Regions from separate parts of the Mus musculus genome. Here region 1 is linked to region 2. Evidence: chromatin loops called from intact Hi-C (ENCODE). Cell type or tissue: left cerebral cortex. All regions are shown on one strand. Each heading gives the region's core, and the rest is flanking DNA. Links, peaks and the distances in the headings are about the cores only. Region 1 overlaps Lncpint (long non-protein coding RNA, Trp53 induced transcript). Region 2 overlaps Lncpint (long non-protein coding RNA, Trp53 induced transcript).

Region 1 (12,964 bases), core at 2,859-10,858, 52 kb before region 2:
GAGTAGATAGGATTCTAGGCGTGGCTAACATTTGGTTTCTGCCTCTTCTACTTTTGTGGGGCTTATATGTACTCAGTTTTTTTAATTCTAAGTGGAAGTTTTCTATATGCAGATAATTCTCCTAAGGTCACGTGAGAAAAATGGCATTTTTCTGTTTGTTAACAGACAAAAGACAAAAATCCATAAAAATAACAGATGTGTCAGGATATAAGGATCTGGAAATCTTAGGCTCTAATAAATTTAAGACAAGAAATGCAACATCCACCTGCACAACCATACAGAAGCATTATTCTCAACAGCCACGAAGTCAAGTCCACCCAGTTGTCCAGCAATGGTGACCAAATAAAAGTATTTCCTGTACAATGGAATCCTACCCAGCTTCAAAAAGCAAAGAACTCCTTTCAAGGTTATGAGGACAGACCTGGAGGATGCTGAGACACAAAAGACAAACGCTGTGTGACCTGACGCATACAGGATCCCTACAATAGAATCACTGAGTTGGGAAATAGAGGAGACCCCCGGTGGATGCAGCTAGTTGTTTAGGAAAAACACACAGTGTGTTTTGATGGAGAGAATTCTGAAGAAAGAAGGAAGTGACTGTAATGTGTGTCAATGTGTTTAGTATCTCTGATTAGTGCACTGAATGGTGGCCAAGAAAGTAAAAATTTAAAACGTATTTTACAATTAGCTATAACACACACACACACACACACCCATGCATGTGCACATCCAAGCTGGAAGTCAAGATTTCAGTCTTCCTCTATCAATCCACCTAATATTTTTTGAGATAGGTCTTTTTTTTTTTAACCCCAGAACCTGGAAACTACCATCCCAACCAGACCAACTGGTTAGATAGGGGTCCCCTAGTCTTTGTACCCCTAGGCCACCCCTACCCCCTACCTCCCAGTGTAGCTGTGACTACAGACGTGACCCTCAGACCCTGGCCTTTATGTGGGGGCTGGGGATCTGAATTCAGGTCCCCATGCTTGCTTGACAAGTGCTTAATTCACTAAGTCACTTCTCCAGCCTCGGATTATATGTGCATTTTAGGAGCATATAGTCGCACATAATACAGACACTCTCTTTAAACTGTATGTGTCGCAAAGTCTTGAAAGTGGCTTCTAATTGGCAAAAGAAAAAGTCAGTGGTGCAAACATCAAAACAGACATCTTTGATATTAAGTTCTTTAAATGTAATTACACAAGTCAGCTCAGAAACACAGATCAAAAATGAATAAGAAGAGATATTGTGTTTAACTTGAGAACACACCAGACTTCCCTGTGGCTTTTTGAGACCCTCTCATTAAATCCAGCTTGAAAAATTCCCCACAACTAGGAAAGAACCTACAAATCCAAGAACCAGCATCAGCAGGCAGGGAACAACATGGGGGAAAGTCTGAGACTCTCAAGCCTACTCCATTTCCCCTTTCATTCTCAGCTTCAAGCACTGCAGAGCAGGACAAAGAGCACACCCTAGTCCCACACCCCAGAGCACCTTCAGGGATGTGAACCCCAGGAGAGACTGAGCTGAGTCGCTGATGTCAGAAACAGTATAATTAGAATCTTCTTTGTACATGGTGTCCAGTATCGTTCAAGAAAGGCTAATGAGTTCACGGTATATAACTGCATTCCAAGCTTCCTACCAGGTCCTGGGTGGCACATGCGATATCATCATCCTTACCTAGTGAACTAGGTACACACAGGTAACTACATACAGGAGACAGGTGCTAGAGGTACAGACCCAAGAGAGTGTTAACCTGCTCTGGCAGATGGAGAATGAGAAGGTCATTGGTATCATCACAGAGTTCAACTGACAAGTCCTCAGAGTCACCTAGGAGCACGCATTAATCATGGCTGCACAAAGCTGCCCCCTAAAGAGGAGGGCACTGAAGCACAGAGAGGTCCTTCCGCTTCCAAGCAGCGGAGCTGGATCAGAAAGCATCCACGTTCACCATCTGCTTCTGCAGGGACTGAACCAAACAAGACGGATGAAACCCAAGATTTGGAATGTTCAGGGAAGAGATGAATTGCTCCGAAATAGGAAAGGGAAGGATCTGGGAAGGGTTTCTCCAGGTGGGAGAGGCTGGGGCCCAGAAGCAGAGCAGGTGAGTGGAAGGCATGGGACGGCCAGGCCAGACCAGGGAGCACAGGAATGGTGGATGTCCAGAGAGCGTTTCACAAGGTTATGCTACGTGGTGTGGAAAAGAACACTCTTCTATGTCTCCCTGGGAACTCGTCAAGGACAAGGTGGAGCCCAGGTGACCTGTGTGAAGACTTCACACACACATGAAGCTATGGGAAGTTTTAACGAGCACCATGCTGAATGCACAGAAGAATGGCTCAAGAGAGAGTACCCAGAGCAGAGAGACAGGGACATGCTCATGGAAATTTGGGTCAAAGGCAATGGGAAGAAAGGAGACACACCGGAGAAACAAGAGCAGTTAGATGTGAGAACTGTCGGAACATACAATTTTGACCAGATTTATCTTCAAAGATGAGAGAAAATGACACAGAAGGGTCCAGGCAGTATAGTAAGTCACAGATCATAGGCTTAGGTAATCCCATCAGCTTGGAGCAGTTGAGTAGAAGGGATCATACTAAGCATCCTAGGGAGATGCCCATCACTGAGCGTTGGATGTTCTGGAACTCCCTATGAAGACTAAGCTGGCCTTGAACTCAGAGAGACCTGCCTGCCTCTGCATCCCAAGTGCTGGGATCAATGGTGTGTGCCACCCTCCCAGGTCATTTATAACTGTTACTAGCATATAATCCATCACACACTTTGAGTTTCAATATGGCATTCTCATATATGTACATAATATACTTTACACATGTTCACTCCTTCCTCTATTCTCTTTCTTCTCCTTAATTTTTTAAAAATTTACATTCTGTGGGAGGGAAAATGGTCTGGTTTCCATTTGCATCCAGTTCCTTGCAAATGACATGATTTTGTTCTCTGTGACTGAACAATGCTCCACTGTGCGTGTACACCACATTCTCTTTACCCGTTTATCTGCTGGACACCTAGGCTGAGTTCATGGTTTGCTTATTGTTGAGAGACCGTCAATAAATACGGGTGTGCAGATGTCCCTGCTGTCACTGACATTCCTTTGGGTGTATCCCAGCAGCAGTGTGACAGGGTCATGTGCTAGTTCTATTTTTAGGCTTTTGAGAACCTCTATTTAGATTTCCATAGCGGCTGCAGTAATTTACATCTCCATCAGCAGCGGGTCAGGGTTTCCCTGCAGCCTCCCCAGCGCTTGCTGATTTTTGATTTCCTCATGACATCTGGGGCGAGATGGAGTCTCAATGTGGTTTTGATTTGCATTTTCCTGATAGCTGAAAATGCTGAGCATTTTCTTTAAAAATGTACGTACTTGCCACTTCATAGACTTGTTTGGGCTCCTTTGGAATAGATCCACATGCATATGGACAACTGGCTCTCAACAATGGTGCCTAGACAAGTCAATGAAGAAAACAGAGTCCTTTTACAAGTCATGCGAGGAAAGAAGTAGGGTTTGGGAACCACAAGGACAACTAACTGGAGACAAATTACTGGCAAAGCACGGGTCTAAACAAACACCCTGGAGAAAGCTCCACAGACGGAGACAAGATTATTTAGAAGGAAAAAAAAATCTACCAACAGTACAGGAACTTCTTGTGTTCAAATTCTATTAAATTTTAAACTTCTCAGCAGACGATACTTCCTAATTTAAATATTAGCACATAATGTCCAGTCATAGTGATAGATACCAATTACTCTACCATGCAGGAAGCAGAAGGCTCAACAGCTCTAAGCCAGGCTGAGGTGTACAGAAAACATACCAAACCCAAAGAGAAGGGCAAAAGACTTGGATACTCCAAAAGAAAAAAAAAAGATAAATAGATGGCCAGTAATTACATACTATTTTTGAAGGAAATGCTTATTTTAAAACCACAATGAGACACTATGGATATCTAAGAGCATAAGTGAACTTAGCAAGTCAACAAGCACAGCGAGGAAGGAACTGAGTCCCCAGAGTTCACCCAGCTTGCTGGCATAATAGACAAAACAGAAGAACGGCTTATAAGCCTTATGAAGGTAAAACAGATCTTCTGCATGTCCCGGTAAGTCCAAAAAATAGAGAACAGTGGCTTGATGTTCATTAAAGCTAAGGAAGCGGATGCCATTCAAACATGTCAAGAAGATGCCCAAATTGCATCTCCAGAGCAGTACGGAATACCACAGGCCCACAGAGGAAGGCTGGAGAACAGGTACGTACATACAGCAGTGACAACTCCTTGGTGGAAGATGGAAGACAGGAGTTCCCACTCTGTGACTCAATCTGTCTGAGACTAGAGTCCTAGCATGTTCACTCCAGCAAGGGAGGGAGGACTAGGGTGAAGCACAAGGGACACAACACAACACAACTGTTGTCTTTCTTGACTGGGATATGGACTCCGAGTCCCCTGAAACCTGTGTACTTTCCTACAGTTAATTCATCAACTGTCAGGGACCTGGAACTGACTAATTGGTATCTACATTTCCCATTTCATAGCATGCACGACAGACAGAGACAAGAACACTCAACATGGGTTTGGCGGTTCTTAGCAAACAAATGGGGACAATCTAGAAATGTCTCAAACAACAGGAAGAAATGGGAGGGTTTGCACTTCCCAGGAACCAAGTGGCACATAAGGAGCCAAGTGGCAATGGCAACCACAGATCAAGAACAGCCACCAACCACTACTTTTATCATTTTAACAACTAGGTTGGAAAGAACCAGGCAATGAGCACTCTGTGAAGCGACATCAGTTCACTTTCATTCCATTAGGAACCTCCTCAGTTAGATTTCGGGGACCCCCACCCCAGTTACGGTGCCCCATTAATTAACCCTTTTCCATGACTAAATGCCAAATAGTACCGAATCCCAAAGTCCTACAAGATCCCTTGTATGGCTTGGTCCTAAGTCCTCAATGACACACATTGGAGACAGAGCCTTCAGGAGGTGGAGTCTAAGAGACGGAAACTAGAGCACTGCGGATAAGCTCATGAAGGATTATGCTGGACTCATAACACTGCTCTCTTTCACTTCCTAGTCACCATGAGGTCAGCAACTCCACAACTATGTGGCTGCTTCAACACAGACCCTAAACAATAGGCAGACCCGACTATAAATCAGAGCATGGGCCAAGTGCTCTCCCTTCCTTAGAAACTAGATTATCTTGGATACTTTGTCACACTAAAGAAAACTTAACACATCTGGCTAACTGTTCCGATTTAATTCTGATAACTAGTAGAGAGACTTGCCATTTTAAGATGGGGTATGCTTCAGGGGTGCTGTGCTACATGAGAGGTATGAATCCATCACTGAGAGGTACTCTTGCTCTTTATCCTGGCACACACACACACTCCCCCCTTCTGTACACACACACACACACACACACACACACACACACTCTCCAGAGTGGAGAAATTTGCTCAAATGTCTGGAGGGTGAAGTGAAACCCAATATGCTAAGCAGAGGCAGCTCTTGTCCTGGCCTCTGTCTGAGACACAGAGGAGGCCAAGCGAGTTTATTCAGAACCTCTATATGGCTCCAAGTTCAAAGGACGCAAGTGTAGTATGGGATAGAAGTGGTCAGAAGAATGGAAGGAGGTAATGACAGTGTCTGGTGTCACACAAGCAGGTCTCCTGTGTTGACTTCACCCCACCCCAGGTGATGAAAACAGGGAGGTGACTCTCTAAGTAAAAGCCTCGTGAGGACTGAACCACTCACATGGCCATGAGAACTCCCAAATAAAGCCTGCTCCCCCCAACTCTCAGCAGTTCTCCAATAGCACAATACAGGGAGACCACCCATGTGGGAGAGGCACCCTTCCAACACACACACAGACAGAGACATCGACATCAAAAATAAACAAGATAAACAACAAAAAGACCCTGGAAACAACAGAAAATTGAGGACAGCAAAGAGCAAAATAAAATCTTCCACTAGTAATCCAAAAAGAATTGAGAAAAATAATTACACCCATACAATATCAAGACATTATCCAAATAAAAGGCCTAGGAAATTAAAAATCACGAGCCCAAGAGGAAGCACCAGAAACCACTGTGGTGGTCAGCCTACTCACACAGCTTTGATCCCAGGAGAGTCATTCGACTATACAGTCAGTCCCTTCCCTGTGCTGTGCTAGGCTGCATGGGACTGTCTCAAGTTCAAATGGCACACACTGAACAGGTTCACGGTAAGAAGGCAGGGACACAATGTCCCACTGCAAGAAAATCTGTGTTTATTTTTAACTCCTCGGCTAGTTTACACCGTGATGGATAAACTTCTCTCCATACCTGTTTTTCCTTACACTGCCCTTCCTGTGGAAACAGCAGGAGCAGTGAGGTCAGTGGTTCAAAACCCTGCTCAGCACGGGGTCCTCCTCTGTGTGTGTGTGTGTGTGTGTGTGTGTGTGTGTGTGTGTGTGTGTGAATGCACAGATGTTACCGGGCACGAATATGCTGTCAAAGAACAACCTCGGCCGTAGGTCCTCACCTTCTACCTCAATATTTGCCCATTTTTATGTGCCAGGCTAGCGGCTGGGACTCGTTTCCACAGGAGCACTGGGATTACAGCAGTACATTCCTCCCTATTTTATACTGAGCAATGGCCCTGGCCTCCAAAGCCCCCCTTTCTATTAATGAAATAATAATAATAAGCTCTATCACGTGGTACTGTTCCAAAATACTACTCAACAGTAATATCAACAAGTGTATAAATAGCTTTTAAAAGGCTAGGGCAATTCCCTAAATTCAATATAAAGGAGAAAAGCAATGTATAAGTAAAATATTTATATTTCAATACAGAAATAAAGAGGCCCTTGTAACTTACTTGGGTTTGAGCTGACAGACAGGCCAGCATGATGGCAGTATGTTGCAAGTCACTGCCAAGTCTGCTGTCCTGAGCTCCATGCAAGAACTCAAAGTTAGGTGGAAAACCACACCTGACTCTTGTATATTGTCCTCTGACTTCCACACGTGCACAGCACGCATGTGCCATAGCGCGTGGGCACATAAGTAAGTGGATTTTTAAGTTTTTAAAGTAGTCAGATAAAAGGGTGAACCACTGTTAGACAACAAAATGAAAGATAATATACTCTGTGAATTACAAAAATACAAAATAGTTTTGTATTATAAAAATGTAAAGTTAAATCTAGGCTTAAAAAATTATAAACTAATTGGTGACTACATGAACACCTAACATAAACTCATTTGGAATACTGCGTACGTTTTCTTGTATGGGGCTTGCACCTTAAAGTTCCCTCAAAGAACAGCCAGAGCGCCCTCACGCATTTCCACTAGGGGGAAGACCTGCTTCCTGAGAACCTCGGCAAAGAGCTACGGGATCGCACTGAGAACCAGGGCACCAAAGACCAAGCACCCATACACCTAAGAAGCAGATGGCCGGAATACAAAATGGCTGTGAAGAACTTACTTTAGACCTTCGTCACTACATCTATATTCAATGCCATTTCCTCTTTCTGAACTGGGAACTATCAGGCGCTCCAGACAGAATTCGGGAGTGGAAAGCTTTCTCTCTCTGCGCCATTTATTTAGGGAGCACAAAGTGATTCCAACTTGAAAAAAATTTTAAGATTCAAATCTGGCTATTTAATGAGACCAGGGAGTTTTCAGAGCTGTATAGCTCCTGCTTCCTCAAAACAAGAATTAGAGCATTCTTTCGCATGTGGCCAGCACAGGAAGGGGGAGCCATTTACTGTAAATGCCTCTCTGATGCAACCAACCACCTCGTTCAAAGAGAGAATTCATCCAAGAAGATTTAGTCACTTCTTCTAGAAAAATGCCACCACACTGAATGTACACAGACCAAAGCCCACGCCCAGAGACAGGGATGAGCTGCTTGGCCGACAGAAAACAGACCAACAGACGGGGAAGAGAGATCTTGACTTCACCAGAAAAGATTCAGCAGTGTTCTTTCCGAGGTTGGCCTCTGAGACGGGCAAGCCGGACAGACATGTTACCATCAGTTCCTAAACTCATTACAGGGATCGTTCCCCTCTGCCTAGCTGTGAAAGCACCTCCTAAAAACTTCCTAAAAACTGGTTTAGAACCAGGAACTAGGCGTAATTAGTAACTTAGTAACTGTGGCTACTTAGTTTACAAAAACCTTTCAAATGCACAAGGAAAAGAGGAATCCTGTAATTTAAAATGTGAAACTGAAAGTACAACTTGATGAAGGTGGGTTACACATGAAGAGGGTGAGACAGAAGGAAACGCTGAATAGCAGTTGGGTTAAAAAAAAAAAAAGAAAACTCAAAGAAAAGCAGCTCTGAGCTTCTTTCCCTAACACCCCCAATCCACACAGAGGAAACTAGGGGAGGATCCCTCCCATTTCTGCTTACCCAGGGCACCCCGAGTTCTTCTTAGGGCAAGATGTGCGCACTTGCTTTTCTGGAGGAGGCAGGGAAGAGTCATGGCTGTGTTCTGATGAAGCCGGGGATCCCCTTGATGAATGAAACCACAAGGGGGTAATCTATGTTGGCTCAGCAAGCCATTGGCTACCGGGTGCTGAGGCGTGTGGAAGTCTCATTTGCCAACCTTCTGGTAAGCCTCTCACAGCCCATCTCAGGAGAGCCGCAGGATGCATTACACCCGGGCAGAGTCAAAACTAGACAGGGTTCGTTGTTTCCCTGCCACTCTCCCCAGCCCAGAGGAAACCACAGCCAACCACAAGGAGAGCTGGCTCCTCCGCCAGGCGAGAGAGAATTATGATGTCGACACCGGCAATTTACCAACGTATCCCACACCAATGCCAGAGCTTGCTCTCTGTATATGACTGCTGGTGAGTCTGAAGTAGGTACAGGCAGGCAGGTACCACACTCTCAGGCTAAGAGGCCGGGGCCATGGTTTGGGGATTCCATGGAGGTGGGAAAGTTATAAAAAAGGAAATGTTAACTTTTGTTGAAAAACTAACAAGAGCTGAAACAAAGGTGTAACCCAGCCTTCATAAACAAATGTTTCAATGTGTTCTTGAACAACCTGTGTTGATGCCTCTGTGGGGCCCAAGAGTGTGCCCCTCATCCAAGCATCCTGGGTCTTTATCCTGCACTTTACCATTTAGGGCCATTTGCCTGTCTAGAGAACTAACACTGCTGACCGCAGACACCATTGGGTGATTTCTCTCTGACTCTAGTCATCAGGACAACCCCACGTAGAGCATCTGTAACTTTTGTGAAAGGAGAGTCAGGTTGAGTTGCCTGTGCCTGCCCTCCCCCCAACCCCCACCTCCATGCTAGAGGGGTAAAATCCAAGCTGACAAATGCCGGAGGAAGAGCAGTCAGTGTTTGAGACTGAATCCAAACATTATGTCAGAGCAGTGGTTCCCAACCTTCCTAATGCTGCGGCCCTTTAATACTGTTCTTCATGTTGTGCTGACCCCCAACCATAAATTAGTTTTTGTTGCTACCTCATAACTGTAATTTTGCTGTTAGGAGTCATAATGTAAATATCTGTGTTTTCTGATGGTCTTGGGTGACCTATGTCAAAGGGGCTGCCACTCACAGGCTGCATTAGAAGATTGTGTGCCTGGGGAAACAAAAGACACGCTGCCAAAGGATGTGCACGAGGAAAAGGCGCGGGAACCGGACAGATGCGCTGCGCTATAGGCTTTAAATCAACAACTTTATATAATGAGTTCTACATGGACTCCCCAACTCAGCTACCTGACTCGGGCAACAGGCATCCAAGTGAATGTATGCCCTACACAAGTGGTGCTTGCTCTGAGTACCTAACTACTTCCAACACTCTGTGGACATAAAAATTCTGTAAATTGAGATTTAAAAAAAACCCACTCAGGACACATATCTGAAATGACACCATCTTCCTATATTTCTTTTAAAAATTTTTTTTAAACGTGTTATGTGCCTGCATGAGTTTATGTGCACCAGGGTCAGAGGCCAAAAGAGGACCTCGAACACCCTGGCAGTTCAAACCTGGATTCTCTGCTGGAGCAGTCAGCACTCAGTCATGAGCCATGCTCCAGCCCCACTCTGTATCTCTTTGCTCCATACTGATTTCCACAGGTCTGCAACCAAGCAGAAGCCTTGGGAGTTTCCAACTTCTCTCCTCCATCCTCACTAGATATTTCAGTCCAAATGGTGGGGAAGCCTCGTCTTTACAACATAGACTTAAGAATGTTATGAAATGTGAAGTATGGAAGCTTGTTCCTTCCATAACACAAGCTTTTATCTTAACCTTCTATATGTTTCCACAAATACTTTCTGAATCGAGAAGTCCAACTAAGAAAACCAAGTATTCGCAAATAAAATTTTGTTTCAGGATCATTATCTACTGGGACATCCCAACACCAACAGGAAGGAAGCTACCATTTAACTGTCCTCTCAGCTGATCTAGCTTTGTTTAATGTTACCAGTATTTTGCCTAATAGTAAAATTTAGCTGTGTATCAGAACAGAGATTCTCATATTCCATGTTAGCACTGAAACCTGTTTCATTCCCCAAATAACACTAGGTGACGGCTGATGCACACTCTAAATGGCAGCAGGACACCGGGTTGATGTGGTGTCCCAGGAGCCTCGGCATTTCCGGCTTACTCCTGTTGAAGCATCACATTTTGGAGATGGTACAAATACTATTGCTACTTCTTTAAACCCTATCAATGTATTCTGTGTATGCTGTCATTGTCTCAGACTGAGGCATACCCGAGCTGATTTCTTTTTTTTTTTTTTTTTTTTTTTAAAAGTCATGTCAGGCCAAATCTCACACAAATGTCTTACCTGCCCCAGTAAGTTTCAGAGTTCCACCACACCTGACAAGTGTGGAGCCGAACACAGAAATTACTATCTCTACTGGCAGAGCCCCTGGGCAACCATATCCTTAGGGGGTAAGTTTAAGGTCATTTTAGAAGCGTAAACCTTCGTCAAGACGTGTTTCAAAACGTATGAGAATACCATATTAATGACTAAGAGCTAATGTTACATTTCAACCCAGATATGTATATACTCACGTGTTATTTGCTGGTGTGTAAATCTGTGAAGCCCTGCCCTGTGTACTAGCTTTTCTGCCTAGAACAGGCCCCTTACATGAAAACAGCCCCCCCCCCCAGTTATTACTGCCAAGGGATGCAGACTGTCCTCATTTGCAAAGCACATCCCGACACTTATACAGTGAGGGAACCACCTGACATCTTTTCTTGTCTGTCTTTCTTTTTGTGGGCCATGCCCCTGTTGTGTGACACTGAACGTGTTGCAAGCCCCAAGCTCAGGCGCATGAATCTGAAAGGGAACTTAATCCTAGGGTAATCATTAACCAAGAGCTCTGAACACCACGTCAGGACAGAGGACAGAGATCGAAACGCCATTTCTAAGAGTCGGCTACTTCTAAGCTTCTGCCACCATGGAAACTCAGAAGTCCTTCCTTGCCTTCTGGATGCTGTTTTCTGGTCTTTAAAAAGATGTCTCACCTGGCAAAGCTGCTGTATCTAAAGTTTATGAGAAAAAATGCCCAAAGAGAGGGGAGATGGATGCTGAGGGACACCTAGGGCCACCAGCTTGGATCTGGGTCCCTCCAAGGGCTTCAATATCAACCACCCTCTAGAATAAACATACTACCTGTAAATAAAATCAGTAGGAAACTATATTCTTGTATCAGAAATATTCACAGGTATTACAATTATCCAGGACTTCCAAACTTACATTTAATCATCATTTTCAGCAACTGTATCTTTTCTGTTGATTCAGAATTTAGTGTTTTTCTTAAAACTAAGGAGGAAGCATTCTGGCACAGTTAATAGCATTAAAAAAAGTCTTCCCTTAATCGTGCAATACATTCTGAGACCCTCAGTAGATACCTGAAACCTCACCTAATGTAGAACCTACCACACATGGTACTTTCTCCTGTGCATATATGCTTGAGTTAAACTTTAACTCATAAATTAAGCTCAGGAAGAGATTAGCAACCGTTTTTAAGGTTGGTATTACATTGGCTCAGGACAAGAATTCATCTTTCCTCAGGAACATGACTGCCAGGTAACCTATTCCGAGTCTGACTTCACTCCTGGCGCATGCGTAATGCTGTGTGAATGGGTGTGAAGAGCAGGTGTGCATCCATGGAGCAATGCTGGCCACCACTGGAGCACAGCACGCTGAGAGAACCTCTCATGTGTCTGTATGCAAATGTAAGAAGACTTAACCGCCGAGGCTGGTGGGCACTGAGGTGAACACACAGTGTGTTTCTGCCTTGGTGTGACTGAGGACTGTACCAAGGTTTTTGGCTGCAACTAGTACTCCTAATTGAATTACAAGGAAGAAAGCACATGATCTTAGAAAAACACAAATAGAATTAAAATGCAGAGCGAATACGTGAGTCTATTTCACATGTATGGAATCAGAAAGACTATGGCTTGAAAGGTCATCAAGAAGAGAGGGGAGCAATGATCAAATCCTCCCATGTTAAGTAAGAAGGTGCTGGGAGTACAAGACTCTTGTGAAAGGCTGGCCAAAGGCAGGTGGTGTGTGAGTTGGCCATGTTTGACCAAATGTGTGCAAACCAAAAGTCTACAACCTTGGAAGGCTTTTGTGTGTTGGTCCTGCTAAGAAGCAGTTTGCCAGGGAAGTGGCTATTCAGTCTGGCTGGTGACTCAGGTGGTTAGAACACAGGGGCAGGGATCAGAATGGTGTCATGGTGTGTGGTCAGCCTGTGGTGTCTGAGCATGAACAGCTGTGAACTTTCCACAGGCTTGGGGCCTGCTAAAGGCGGCACAGGCCAGAGAGTAAGGCAGCCTAGCAGAGCAATGGGCTCTTTAGACCTCTGTTCTCCAATAAAAAAGACTCTTTAGGGGAGAGTTAAGGAGTACAATCGGAAAACCCTTACGATTAGCATAGCTAATTCTAATTTACTTATAAGAATGATTAATGGATCTCATGTTATCATTCTTATCCATCTTAACATTTCAC
Region 2 (12,964 bases), core at 2,097-10,096:
TCCTTGGTGACTTGCTTCCAAGGGTAGAGGGAGAAAAGAAAACAAGTTTTTACAGAAAACCATCAAACACTGAGCCAGTGACAAGTGACACTGATGGTGACAGACAGCATGTACACCATTCATGGGGAGGTGACAAAGAAAGACCTCCATTCTGTGGTCTTCCCTCCAAGCCCACCACATCCAACACTCAGTAAAACGGGCACAGATAGACAATCTACACACTATCTTCCCCAATAGACTTCGGGTCCCACTGAGAATGGCCCCATGGGAGCATATATTTGAATACTTGGTCCCAGTTGACAGAGTAGTTGGAGAAGATTAGGAGGTATGTATGACCTGTTGGAATAGGGTGTTGGAGGAGCCATGTCACTGGGAGTGGCCCTTGAAGGTTCAAGAACCCATGCCAGGTCCTGCTGTCTGTCTGCCTTCTACTTTGGATCAGGCCATGAGCGCTCAGCCTGCCGGCTGCCATGCTTCCCATGGTGATGGCCATGGACTCGCCCTCTGAAACGTGATGCTAGAATTAAATAAATGCTTTCTTCTGTAGGCTGCCCTAGACAAAGAAACAAGGCAATCCTCAAAACTGATGCTGTAGCAATATGGATGTGGCTCAGTTGGTAGAGGACTTAACTGGAATGCATGAAGCCTTGGGCTGGCTACCTAGCACTGCATAAAACCAGGTATTGTGGGGCATGTTGTAAATGTAGCCCCTGGGAAGTGGAGGCAAGAGGATTAGAAGTTCAAGGTCACTCTTTGCTGCATGAAAGTTCCAGGCCAGCCTGGACTATGTGAGACCACGTCTCAACAAAACAAAGCAAAAACAAAATTCAAACACCTATACTCAACTATGTTAAGGCCAAACGCAATTTTTGAGAGGCGTGAGGCTAAGAGTAATATGGCATCCCTGGCTGAAGATTCTGAACAGGAAATGGACACTAGAGAACTACCCATGAGTGTGGATAAAGAGACATGCTTGTTCGGTTATGTTACCATGTTTGTTCCTTGAGACTGGCTGGAGTATACGTGCAAATTCTCTGCATTACCTTTGCAGAGGTTATTTACAATGAAAGGAACACGGAGGCCACAGCAGCCACGTTCAGCACTGAGGTGACTAGAGTGACATTGCCTGACAAACAGTGACAAGCCTAGGCTAGGGTCCTGATCACTGTGAGTGCTGACCAACCAATACCTTGGGTGATCTGGGAACTTGTCTGAGATGCCAAGACCACAGATGGTGTGCAAGCAACAAGGAAAAAAAAAACTCAGAACTGGCTCTCACCCCCATCTGAAGTGAAAAATAGGCAATTTTATGCATGGGGGAAAAATAAGACTAAGACTAACGTGATTGGCCAGGAGCCATCGGTGTTCTGTGAAAACACATGACAAACCAGTCCTCATATTTCACTTAGCAAATACTACTGCAGAACCCAAGCAGGTGTGAGAGAGTTAGACAGTCTCAACAGACCTGTGTCTGACTTTCTTACTGTAAACACAGAAGTCACAGACAAGAGACAATGCAGTCCACGTGAAAAGACTTCCAACACAGCAGTCCATAAATGACGGTGTCTGAAACTGTCTGGTTGGGAAATTCGGGGACCCTAGCTAGCCACCTAAGTCTTTCAGGAATTGCTCAATAGGGAAAAACATTTTGTCTTCGCAGAACAAACACGTGGCATGATCGTGTATGCTGAAATGGGTTTATTTAATTGCGCTGAATTTCAATTGGAAAAGAAATCTGGGGACTAATCTGCTCTAACCAAAGAGTTTCAGAATGTATGAACCAGATGAATCCACAGCAATCATCAGGCAAGAAAATGAAAACATGAATGTCTCCAGGAAATTAACACTGCCAATCAAGATGGTGGGTTTTTTGGGGGGAAGGGGGTGGACAGATCCTCTTGAAGTTCATCTGGCGTGAAAGTATAAAGCAGAAATAACCTAGAAGATCCTGAAAAGAAAAACTATGTTGGTAATGATGTTCTACTACACACAGACTCAAGCAACTTGACCACAAGGAGAGATCAATGGAATACGTACAGTACGGTATCTGCAAACCAGGCAAGAAACAACCAGGTCCAATCAGTTTGACAGCTACAGAATGTCTGCCTGTGTTTGTGTGTCTGTGTGTGTGTGTGTGTGTGGCGGGGGTTGGCTGTGTGGGCCCAGCTGATGGCCACATGACAGGGGAAACAAAGCAGGTCAACTTGAAAGCTGGAGCAGCCCCCAGCCCTGTCATACAGAGACAAGATTAAGTTACGTGTTTGCTTCTATTCCCTACCCAAATACCTCTCACATCAGCACAACATGAAACTCCTAACATTATCAGACTGAGATATGAACAGATACTTATAATCTTCATCACGGGAAAGACTTGGGTAGAAGAATAATCACTGAGAGATTAATTTGATCCAAACGTGAGCAAAAACGTTGGTTAAGTAAAAGATCTATTCATTAGTATTGTCAAGTATATTTGACAAAATTTAATTCGGTATTTAGTAAAAAGGTTTTAAAAACAACATGCGTGGGGGAGGGACATTAAGAAGAAAGGAACTATGTGTCCCACAAGTGTATCAGTTTTCAGATTCATCTATAAATACAATGCATGACCCCAATCAACAGCAAATTTGTCCTTGAACACGATCTTAAAATGTATTTGGAAACCTAAGGGCATCCAGTAGGCCATTTTAAGTTAGTATAAAGGATAGAGATTTTAAATGATCAGAGAAGAGGTGATAAATAAATGAAGCCATCATAAGGAGAATAAGTCAAGAAATAGGCAATTGGAGCACAATGACCTACAATGTAAAACATCTAGATAGAGTTGGGAGGGCACATCAGGACAGACAGGACACATCAGCCAGGGGTAGTGCTGGTGGACACAGATATCAGTAGGACCAAAACATGGGCATCTGCAATCCATTCTCCCACACACTAAAAGCCACTTTAGAAGACCTTAGACTGAGGAAGAACTTAAAATAAGATACAAAGGAACGCTGCCCACAGGAAGAGCAGTGATGAATTTTAGTGCAGTCAAATCTTTTTCAACAAAAGGCACCACTTTTAAAATAAAAAACTAAGCCCTATTTCTTGTGAGGTTAGATGCTTGTTTTTATATAGATTCCAAGGAACTTATGCGACAAATATATTGATTGCCTCCAAACTTCTTTTTAAAAAATTGGATATTTTCTTCATTTACATTTCAAATGCCATCCCAAAAGTCCCCTCTATACCCTCCCCCCTGCCCTGCTTCCCTACCCACTCACTCCCACTTCTTGGCCCTGGCTTTCTCCTGTACTGAGGCATATAAAGTTTGCAAGACCAAGGGGCCTCTCTTCCCAATGAAGGCCGACTAGGCCATCTTCTGCTACATATGCAGCTAGAGACACGAGCTCTGGGAGTACTGGTTAGTTCATAATGTTGTTCCACCTATAGGGTTGCCGACCCCTTCAGCTCTTGGGTACTTTCTCTAGCTCCTACATTGGCCTCCAAACTTCTAAGGCAATGACACCCACAGGCATAGCCACATAGGCTGCAGAGAAGGCTAAGTGTTTAAGGGCACTTCCTGCTCTTCCAGAGGACAGTTCTCAGGCCCCACATTGGGCAGCTCATAAACACATGGAATTTCAACTCCAGAGGATCCGAATTCCTCTCCTGGCTTCTTCGAATACCTGCATACATGTGCGTGTGCTCCCACACATTCACGCACGCACTCATGCACTCACACTCTCTCTCTCTCTCTCACACACACACACACACACACAGAGAGAGAGACAGAGACAGACAGACAGACAGACAGACAGTAATGCAAATTCAGAATCTCCTACATAATCAACACAATTCTAACTAAAAATACAAGAAACCATGTTATACCCTTAGCTTGGTAAGAATTAAACTCTGACAGTGACAAGTGTTAATGAGGCTGTGGCCCAAAACAGGCACTTCAAAGAGCAAATCATGACAGCTATTAAGTTTCAAGTTGTGAGTGCTCTAAGCCCCTGGAACTTCCTGGTTATCTACCCCAGAGCTAATCCGGTGCATTCTCTATGAAGTGGGAAAAAGTGCAGTTACTCTTCTTCTAATAGTTAAAAAAAATCTTTAATACTCAGAAGTCTTTCAATAGGAAAATACATTTTAAAAACAGTGACATATATCTGGAGACATGACTTAGTTGGGTGAACATAAGTTTAGATTCACAGGACCAGGTAAAAAGCTCAGGACAGAGGCACATGCCTGTAACCCCAGCAAGGGAGGGGAGGGGAGGGGAGGGGAGGGGAGAGGTGTATCCCTGATGCTCACAGCCACCTGGTAAAGCCAAACTGATGAGTTCCAGGTTCACTGAGAGGCCACAAAGCCATGGAAAAAAGGCACCAGACATCAACCTCTGGCCTCCACATTTGAGGGCACACATACATACACTAACAAGTACATTACCACACATACAAATGAACGAACTTCAAGACCATAAAAATACTAAATAAGGGCTACAGACAATTAATATAAATAATCTCAAAGTTACATCATTGGATGAAAAATTCCAGGTCAGAAAATGCATACAATACGAACTGTGACGATCAGGGAGACATACTGTCCCGGTCCCTTTTAAGTAGGGAAAGCTTACTCCCCACCTCTCTGAGGACTGCTGCAACCTGACAGCCATCTGCAGGAGGAGTCTCATCCCTCCCATCCCTGTGTCAGGCCAAAAACTGGCAGATATTAAGCTATATATAATGTAAAGCCAGGACAGGCCCTAGCAGTCCCTCTGGGGATCAGATGAAGCCTTCGTGGAGCCTTTCTGACTGCCTAATTTGTCCCTCTGCCCAATCCTCATTTCTTCTCTTCCATAAGCATCAACACTTGGACTGATCTGACATCCTTCCCACACCTCCATCTTCTCAGCCTCTCCTTCCCTCCCAACAGACACAACTGATACTTTGGATAGAACATACAAAACACAGCATGCTGTGAAATGATGCTATGTTTGAGAATATATGTATGTTTACATTGTCATGTTTTTAAAATGCATTGGGATGACAAGATTCAGTAGAGAGGAAAGCAGTGAGGAGCAAAGGCTTCTGGGAAAACACATAGTATGTCTTAATGACCACGTACCATTTGAGTTCTATATTGAGTTCCTTATGCACTTTTTGTATTGCTAAAATGACCCATGATTTTAAAGAGTAACTTAGAAAGATGGTGGCCTGCCTCTTTGTTAGCTATGTTCTACCTCCTTTCTGCCTCCCTGAGCAAGAGAGCTGGCCTCTTGTGACCAGTGCGAGTATCGCAGTATTGTGACAGAACCATAGGGGTGGGAGGAGAGCATGTATGAACACCGTGCTACACAGTGAGGTAAAATCATGCCGCGTTCTACACAAGAGCCACTTTCCTCTGCTGGGGGCAGCAGCAAGCTCCACGTGAGTGAAATGAACCACAGGAGAGCTCTCACATCAGCTCCCCAGGAAACAGCCCTATAATGGGAACCAGGACAGGCTGGCTGCTCAGGGGTGGTGTTTAAATCTGCCACAAACAAGTCACAGATAAAACGTGTAAGAAGGAACCAAAGGGAAGGGAGAGGCTTAAGGTGACCTCCTTCCAGATTCGGAACCTTTTCTAATACTCAAAGCACCACAGTAAAATTACACTTAAAAGCAAACACCGTGAGCTCAAACTTTTTCCCTTTATAAATGTAAATTCCAGCAAAAGCTAGCCATGGTGGGTCACGCCTTTGAATCACAGCACTTGGGAGGCAGAGGCAGGTGGATCTCTTGTGATCTTGAGGCTAGCCTGGTCTATACAGTTCCAGTCTGGTCAGGGCGATATATTAAGCTCAAAAGAAACAAATACTAGCAAAATGAGAATTCATGCCTTAGATCAGGGGCTCCCTCTTGTGGCACACAAAAGCCTGCTTCCGGGAGTGGCTCGTCAGCCTGGAGGACCTTCTAGAATTTTCCAACAGTGGAGACTTTCATCTTTGCCATTCAGTGATAGGGAAACAGCTCACTGGCTTCCTCTTAGTACCTTCGCAGGGACCTGTGTTCAGCTCGGGTGTGCCGCACCCACTTTGCACAGCAGTGGCACAAACGACATCTGCCCACATGAACGTTTTGTTGTCAAGATTGCTCCTAAAGCATGTGTGGACCATATGTCACGAAAAGACTTACCTATGGCTCAGGGAAACCCTAGCTTCAACTTGTGTTTGGATAAGTTCCGGGGTAACTTAGAGTCATGATCACTAACAAACCAAAAAAGTGGATCATGGACCAGTTTTCCCAAGAAAGAAGAGTAACTTTCTATATTCTTTCCCCAACATTACCCCAAAGGGACACAAAGAGGACTTTCTTTTGTGCATCTGCTTGTTACTGCAAGCACTTCCTTGAATGACAAGGCATAAATAATCACACTTCCCAAAATAGTAAAGTGTCACCCTCATTTACATACTGATGTCAGTGTACAAAAGCAGGGAAGCTTATACTTGGTGCTAACCAAAATCCTAAATTTTGGCTTAGTGAACTTCAGTCAAACAACTGTTTCCTAAACTACTTTATTCCATTTGCTTTAGACTAAGGAAGTTTTTTCTAAGCTTATTGATTTCTTTTATTAAGATGGTGGGGAAGGTGGGGGAGGCATACGTTGGGAGGTGTCAGAAGGAAGTGATGGAGAGTTAGGGGCAGATCCAATCATGAAATACTGCATGTATGAGTGAAACCATCTAAGAATAAAGAATAGTCTTTTAAAAAATTAAAATGTAGAAGTCTACCCAAAAGACATTGAAATGTAATTTTCTATTTTAGATATGAGGGTACTGGGAGTGGAGACGGCCAGACTCCAAAATCTGATGCCCTTCTGGTCCTACGGTAGACAATGGGCAGCTCCTGCTGGAATGCGCTCCAAGGTTCCTCTTAGCTACCATCTACTGCCCCAAGAACCTTATCCCTCCCTGGGTTGGGACTAAAGGTATGTGCCACCATGCCCACTTGGCTCTTCCTGTTTTAGTTCTCAATTTCCTCTAAATAAAGGAGGACTGTACTGTGAAAAGAAAACACAACTCTACTTCTACTTCAGGTATGAAATATAAATATGCTTTATTATCCTAACGAGTATCTTCCACAGGGAGAATAACCTCACACTGTGCCACTATTACCTCAGAGGACCCAAATAGCGGATGCTCTGAAATGCTGAGGTTTCTCAGGATAGACAGATTGTTTGCTTAGACTTCTGTCAGGTTCCATTAGCAGGTTGTGAATTAGTTATCAGCAGCCCAGAAGGTGTCAGCGTCCACTTTTCCCAGTTATACTCAATGCTCTGACAAACATCAGCCAAACTTAACCTCCCTACTTGCCAACGGGAAAGGCGCTTTACAGCATTTGGTCTTACTGCCTCCATTTGACCTTCGTGAAGCTGTCGCAGGCACGGAAATTGCCTCCCTGTTAGAAGACTTACATGTAGGCATTATCTGATCTAGTATAGAGATGTTTAGGCAGTGGTTTAGGGCCAGGGCTTGGGGCATGGTTTAGCCTTTATTTCTTCAAATATCTTGGTAACATCCTTTAAAAGTAACATACAGGGAATTAATCCCAAAGAACCAGGCTTTCAGCACTTCTAGTTGACAAGAACTAAGTTTTAACATTTGTTTCTTAAGAACTTTGACTGTCAGAATATAAATGGCACTGAGCAAGGAGAAATGAGGCCAAATTTCACAATAGCTGCAAAGCAACCTTGGAGCAGAGTCAGCGCCAGCCTCTCTGCTCACTCCCTCACTCTGTCCCACCCCAGAGCAAGCCCAGGACACTCGCCCAAGAGCTCAGTTCCCCTCCCCGGCCTTACTCAGGTAGGTGCCTATCTTCTAAGTCACAAATGAAGAGAGCCTTGTCAGGAAAGCAAGTCTAACATTGGCCAGCCTTGGGAAACGGTGCTGACTTCTCCCAGCAGTGCACAATCAACTTCCTTAGCTCTCCTTGACTCAAGAAGACCTAAGCTCGGTTTCTTATCATTCTCCCAATTATCCTTGCCCATTTTTGTTGAATGTGCTACTGTCAAGGCCATGGCTAACTCCAGCAACCCCAAGGTCCCAGCTGATCTAACCCACCCGCTGCACTGACTAATGGAGGGCTGCTCACCGACGTTGCAGCTTTTCAGACCCTGTACTACACTGTCCAGGTGCTATCCAACCCATCTCCCTTGCCAATCCCACCTTACTTCCTTTAGTTAGCTTTGGTCTCAGGCACCCATCTCCCTTGCCAATCCCATCTCACTTCCTTTAGTTAGCTTTGGTCTCAGGCACCCATCTCCCTTGCAATCCCATCTCACTTCCTTTAGTTAGCTTTGGTCTCAGGCACCCATCTCCCTTGCCAATTCCATCTCACTTCCTTTAGTTAGCTTTGGTCTCAGGCACCCATCTCCCTTGCCAATTCCATCTCACTTCCTTTAGTTAGCTTTGGTCTCAGGCACCCATCTCCCTTGCAATCCCACCTCACTTCCTTTAGTTAGCTTTGGTCTCAGGCACTTGGCCGCTGCTCCACTCTCTGCTTCTCCCTTGTAAATGCCCTGATCTTGGACTATTCACACTGCAGCAGCTTAGAAGAGCAGACGCCGCACACCTCTCTCTTTGAAACCCACCAACTCCTGTTCATGTCATCAGAAACAAAAACCCCTAGTATAACCGTCATTTGCATGTGGCCCTATGCTGCTCACTTTACTCCTGTGTGCACCTCTCCCTCCTGTCCAGGCAAGCCTGGCCTGGCTGCATCCTAAGATCTCTGGATTTGCGACCCTGTCTACACTCAGTCCCACTGCCTTCCCCTGGGATTGCTTGCTCTGCTGTCTCAGAAGGTACTTTTCAATGGAGGAGCTTTCCTGAAAGTGTGAAGGAACACGCCTATTATCTAGCACGTGGGAAGCTCAGGCAACAGGGCTGTTATAAGTCTAGGCCAATCTGGGCTACACGCAAAACCTTGCTTTAAATAAACAGATAAGTAAACAAGTCAATAAAAAAGTAAACACAGAGAGACTGACAAATTCAAGGTACAAACAACTTAAAATTTTCTAATCCAGGCATGGTGACACATGCCTGCAATTGAGCACTCAGGAATTTAAGGCAAGAGATCTGAAGACCAGCCTAAAGTTCAAACTTCTATCTGAAAGAGAAAGAACAGGGAGAGGAGAGAGAAAGGGGAGACAGCTAGCTGTCACATGGTAAAATGGAGGAAAATGAAATTAATTTTAATTTTAATGTTTTATTTAATTCAATATATGAATAATGTTATTTCCACATTTAAAGTATGAAAAATTTTAAATATTGTGGAGTTGTTATTGTGTCTTTATATAGCCCAGGCTGTCCTGGAACTCACTCTGTAGACCAGGCTGACTTGAAACGCAAGACATCTGCCTGCCCCTGCCCCTGCCTCCTGAGTGCTGAGATTAAAGGCGTGAGCCACTATGCCTTGCTACGTGGTAGTTTTTAGTATTAAGTACTTGGAATAGCGCTTATTTCATAGCAGAGAACATCTCAGATGGCACTACCATGTCTCAGTGCTCAGAAGATGCGTGTGGCCAAGAGGCTGCCATATTGAACAATGCCATGTTCTGACCCAAAAGCAGCCACCTCAATGAAATGGGGACTGCCTTACACATCTGCTCTCTATTGTTAACTGGAGTCCAAAACAAGACCCTCAGGCAGGATCATGGTGTACTACTTCTGTCAGAAAAGCTTCCAAGAATAAAACAGAAGAAAGGGTGTCTCTTCTGATACGTCACTGCCATCAAGACAAGTGGCTTGTGCTTTGATGGCAGAGGCCAGGGCCCTTCTCCCTGCTCTGTGTGACTAAGAAACAGGCCCTACAGTCTGCTGTACACTCAGATAGCACAGCCATTGTTTTTAGCTAGAACCATCGGTACGATTTCCACTTAACTGGCATGGATCTCGGGTCCGCCCTGCTCTGAGGGACTGCACTGAGAGGCAACCTTTTCCAGTGTTACAGAAATTGCCTCACCTGTACATCTGCATTTTACTAATAGAGACTGAAACAAGTAACCAAGGAGAAGGCTTTTACACACGAAATGCCTGCATTTAAGCACTATTGTCTTCAGAGATGAACTACTATGTAAGGAAAGTGCTTCCATGGCTCTTATCAGTGACTTTACCGTCTCTCAGAATCCCTTCATTTACAAACACGCATTTACTACTATCTTAAATTATTGATTATTGGCAGGGGAAATTACCACCCCACCATCACTCGCTAGTAGCAGAATTTAAAGAACCCAATTAAAATGCACCTCATCGCTCTAAGATTCTACACTTTGTACATGCTTATGCACCTGTCTGTGTGCGCATGCGCACACTCGTACGTGGAAGCCAGAGGGTGCCATATGCTGCACTTACTTACCAATGGCTCTGATCTGTGGTCATGTACTCCTGCAAACCAGTGAGCCCTGCCTGGGTGCATCAGCAAGGCAGAGAGGTGGCAGACTCCTGTTAGCTCAGTTCTTCTAACGCTAGGAATCAACGAGATGCCTGTGGGAGAAAAGAAACTATTACATCCAGGACAAGCTTCAAGGAGAGTAGAAAGAAAACAGGTTTTCTTTTCCATTTGTGTGTGTGTGTGTGTGTTTAAAGTGATAGCGCAGAGCAAGTTAATTTGTGGCCTTAGACACAACATAGCAATCTTTGTATCAAATGATGTCCTTTGTTTTAAGGCATATATACATATAGCATGATCTGGTTACTTTTTACCAGTCTGACCCTTCACCCAGAAGAATCTGCTGTCTCTAGCGATAAGACTAATTGGAGATATTTTTGATTCAAAAGAGGCAGGGAAAATGGCTACAAGACTGACCCAGGACACACAGATGTATTTCTATAACCAAGGGAGCTGGGAAGCCAAAGTAAGGGGACTGCCATGATTTGGAGGCTAGCCTGGACTATATAGCAACTAAGCTAGGCCAACCTGGGATGCAGTGTGCGGTCCTGCCTCAAAGAGGGAGAGAGAAAGAGAGGAAAATGTCAGTGAGAAAAGAGAAGAGAATTGAAAATGAGTTATTAACAGATAAGCTGATTGAAACTCTGGGCTTATTGTAAAAACATGAAAGCAACTGGATGTTAATGTTAAAACACAACTGTAAAGCTGTCTGCATGCATGGACTGAAAAGACCACTTGGCTTGGTGTGCACTGGGATGAACTGTCTCTGTTCTCCCTAGATGGTCTCTCACACTGGTCTCTCTGCTGCTATTTTAGAAAAAAAAATCAGTATGATTTCATTATTTTAAGTTGTTTACAGATGCCGCAGTATCACATTGAATCAGCTGAAAACATGAACCCCTTCAGCTGGCCCTGCTCCAGGGACACTGTATCAGGAAACTGCTCTTTACACCTGCTGGGAACCTATGAGCCGAAGGCACGTTCTGTTCAATGGAGGCTGTGCTCTGCACCACGTTTAACTCAGAACTGTCCATGCTTCAGCCTGAGTATTTTTCATGGATGTTTTCTTTTTGCCAAACTTGCTGTTTCCTGTCCTTGCCCCTCTAATCCACCTCAGCACACTGCAAACTGAGCACTATCCCTCTAGGCCTCGGAACTTGTCCCATGGTACTCCTGACAGCTCCCGAGCCTAAAGCCTTCGAGGCCTGAGGACCTGGTCTCCTCCCACCGCCCAGGCTCTTATGGCCTGCTCTCAAACCACAAGGCCCTAGCTAGGCTTTCTCCTCATCCACAGGGATCTGTCAGGACTGCTCCCTCTGTGAGGCTACTCCCCTCTATGCCAATCCTTCCTATCAGAGATGACAGCATAGGCTTTAACCCAAGTGACATCACGCTGCCCTCCCTACTCTGAGTCCTCCGTGCTTTGCTAGAGTGTTCTCTTCCAACACTGCATTTGCTCACCTGTGTGCTTTTAGGAAGCCCATCTCTGAAAACCCCCTGTAAGCAACTCGGGAACCCTGGCTGTTAGGCTATACAGAAAAGACGACATAGCTATACAGACCATGAAACTGGATAGTGCAGAGAGGGAGAGTCTCTCGTGGTGGCTGCGCTCTTCTCCTGAGGATCTTCCAACCTCCTCAGGTGTAACTCTAATTGCCTAGGTCACCCAGGGCTTTTCTCAGTCTGTAGTTAAGTGTTTTCAATGTCTTCATGTGCAACCCCATCTTTTAATATGGAGCCTCTATAATCCCCAGTCTATAAGTCTTTGCTTGTTCCAGACTCTATATATAGGATAGTGGACATGGTGGTGGTACATGCCTTTAATCCCAGTGCTTAAGAAACAGGGTCAGGTGAATATGAGTTCAAGGCTAGTCTGGTCTACATAGCAAATTCCAGGAGAGCCAGAAATTAATAATAATGACAACAACAACAACACCCTGTCTCAAAAATAAAAATCTTTGTTTTCCTTAAATATCAGTTTAATTCCACATTGACAAAAAACAGGACAGGAAACATAGGTCCAGAAGACATAGAAAAATACATGCAAATTTTATCACACAAAAACTAAATGCCAAAGCTTGTAACACAGCACTGGCACTGATGGAGCCCTGGGTTCATGTCCCAGAAACACAGCGTTAGAAAACAAAAACCCAGAAGAGATCTAAGTGTGGCCATCATCCATAAGCTGTCATTAGCCTTCTTAATCTAAAACAAACAACAACAAAAGCCCCACTTCAAACAGCCGCATGGAGTAGATAAGCCTGTAACCCCAGCACTCAAGAGGCCGGCAGAGGGAGGACCAGGCAAGATCAAAGGCTACTTGAATTTAGATGCTAAGACCGGGCTCATAAAACCAAGAGCAGGGCCTACAGCTCTGTGGCACAGCCTTTAGCAATTCCAAAGTTATCTCTAGCCATGCTGGACGGAAAGTCTCAGTTCTTATCTGAAAAAGTCTTGTCCAGCAGATTTTCATATAAACTGGGGTCTTCAGAATTGTCCCTGGGGGGATATACTGGTTGGTTACACAGGTCCTGGGGTCAATCAACAGCACT

The links. Peaks named below come from ENCODE experiments on the same cell type or tissue, not always from the same donor. Only the 100,000 strongest peaks of a DNase experiment are listed, where the experiment ranks them.
Region 1: it touches region 2 in a loop (2.0-fold over the local background); 7 of 42 quality-filtered maps call a loop at or near these places.

Annotation. Positions count from the first base shown.
Region 1 is chr6:31,118,056-31,131,019 of GRCm38, forward strand. The region is part of intron 3 of Lncpint (long non-protein coding RNA, Trp53 induced transcript); the gene reads right to left. Among named protein-coding and RNA genes, the nearest start is that of Mir29b-1, 61 kb to the left of the region's middle. In left cerebral cortex, for the core only: a CTCF peak has its summit at 7,328 (motif pointing right); DNase peaks (open chromatin) are centred at 3,249, 7,404, 7,826 and 8,624; H3K4me3 peaks cover 1,159 bases; H3K27ac peaks cover 1,655 bases.
Region 2 is chr6:31,170,643-31,183,606 of GRCm38, forward strand. All of the region lies in intron 1 of Lncpint (long non-protein coding RNA, Trp53 induced transcript), which reads right to left. Among named protein-coding and RNA genes, the nearest start is that of Lncpint, 41 kb to the right of the region's middle. In left cerebral cortex, for the core only: a CTCF peak has its summit at 5,903 (motif pointing left); a DNase peak (open chromatin) is centred at 5,985.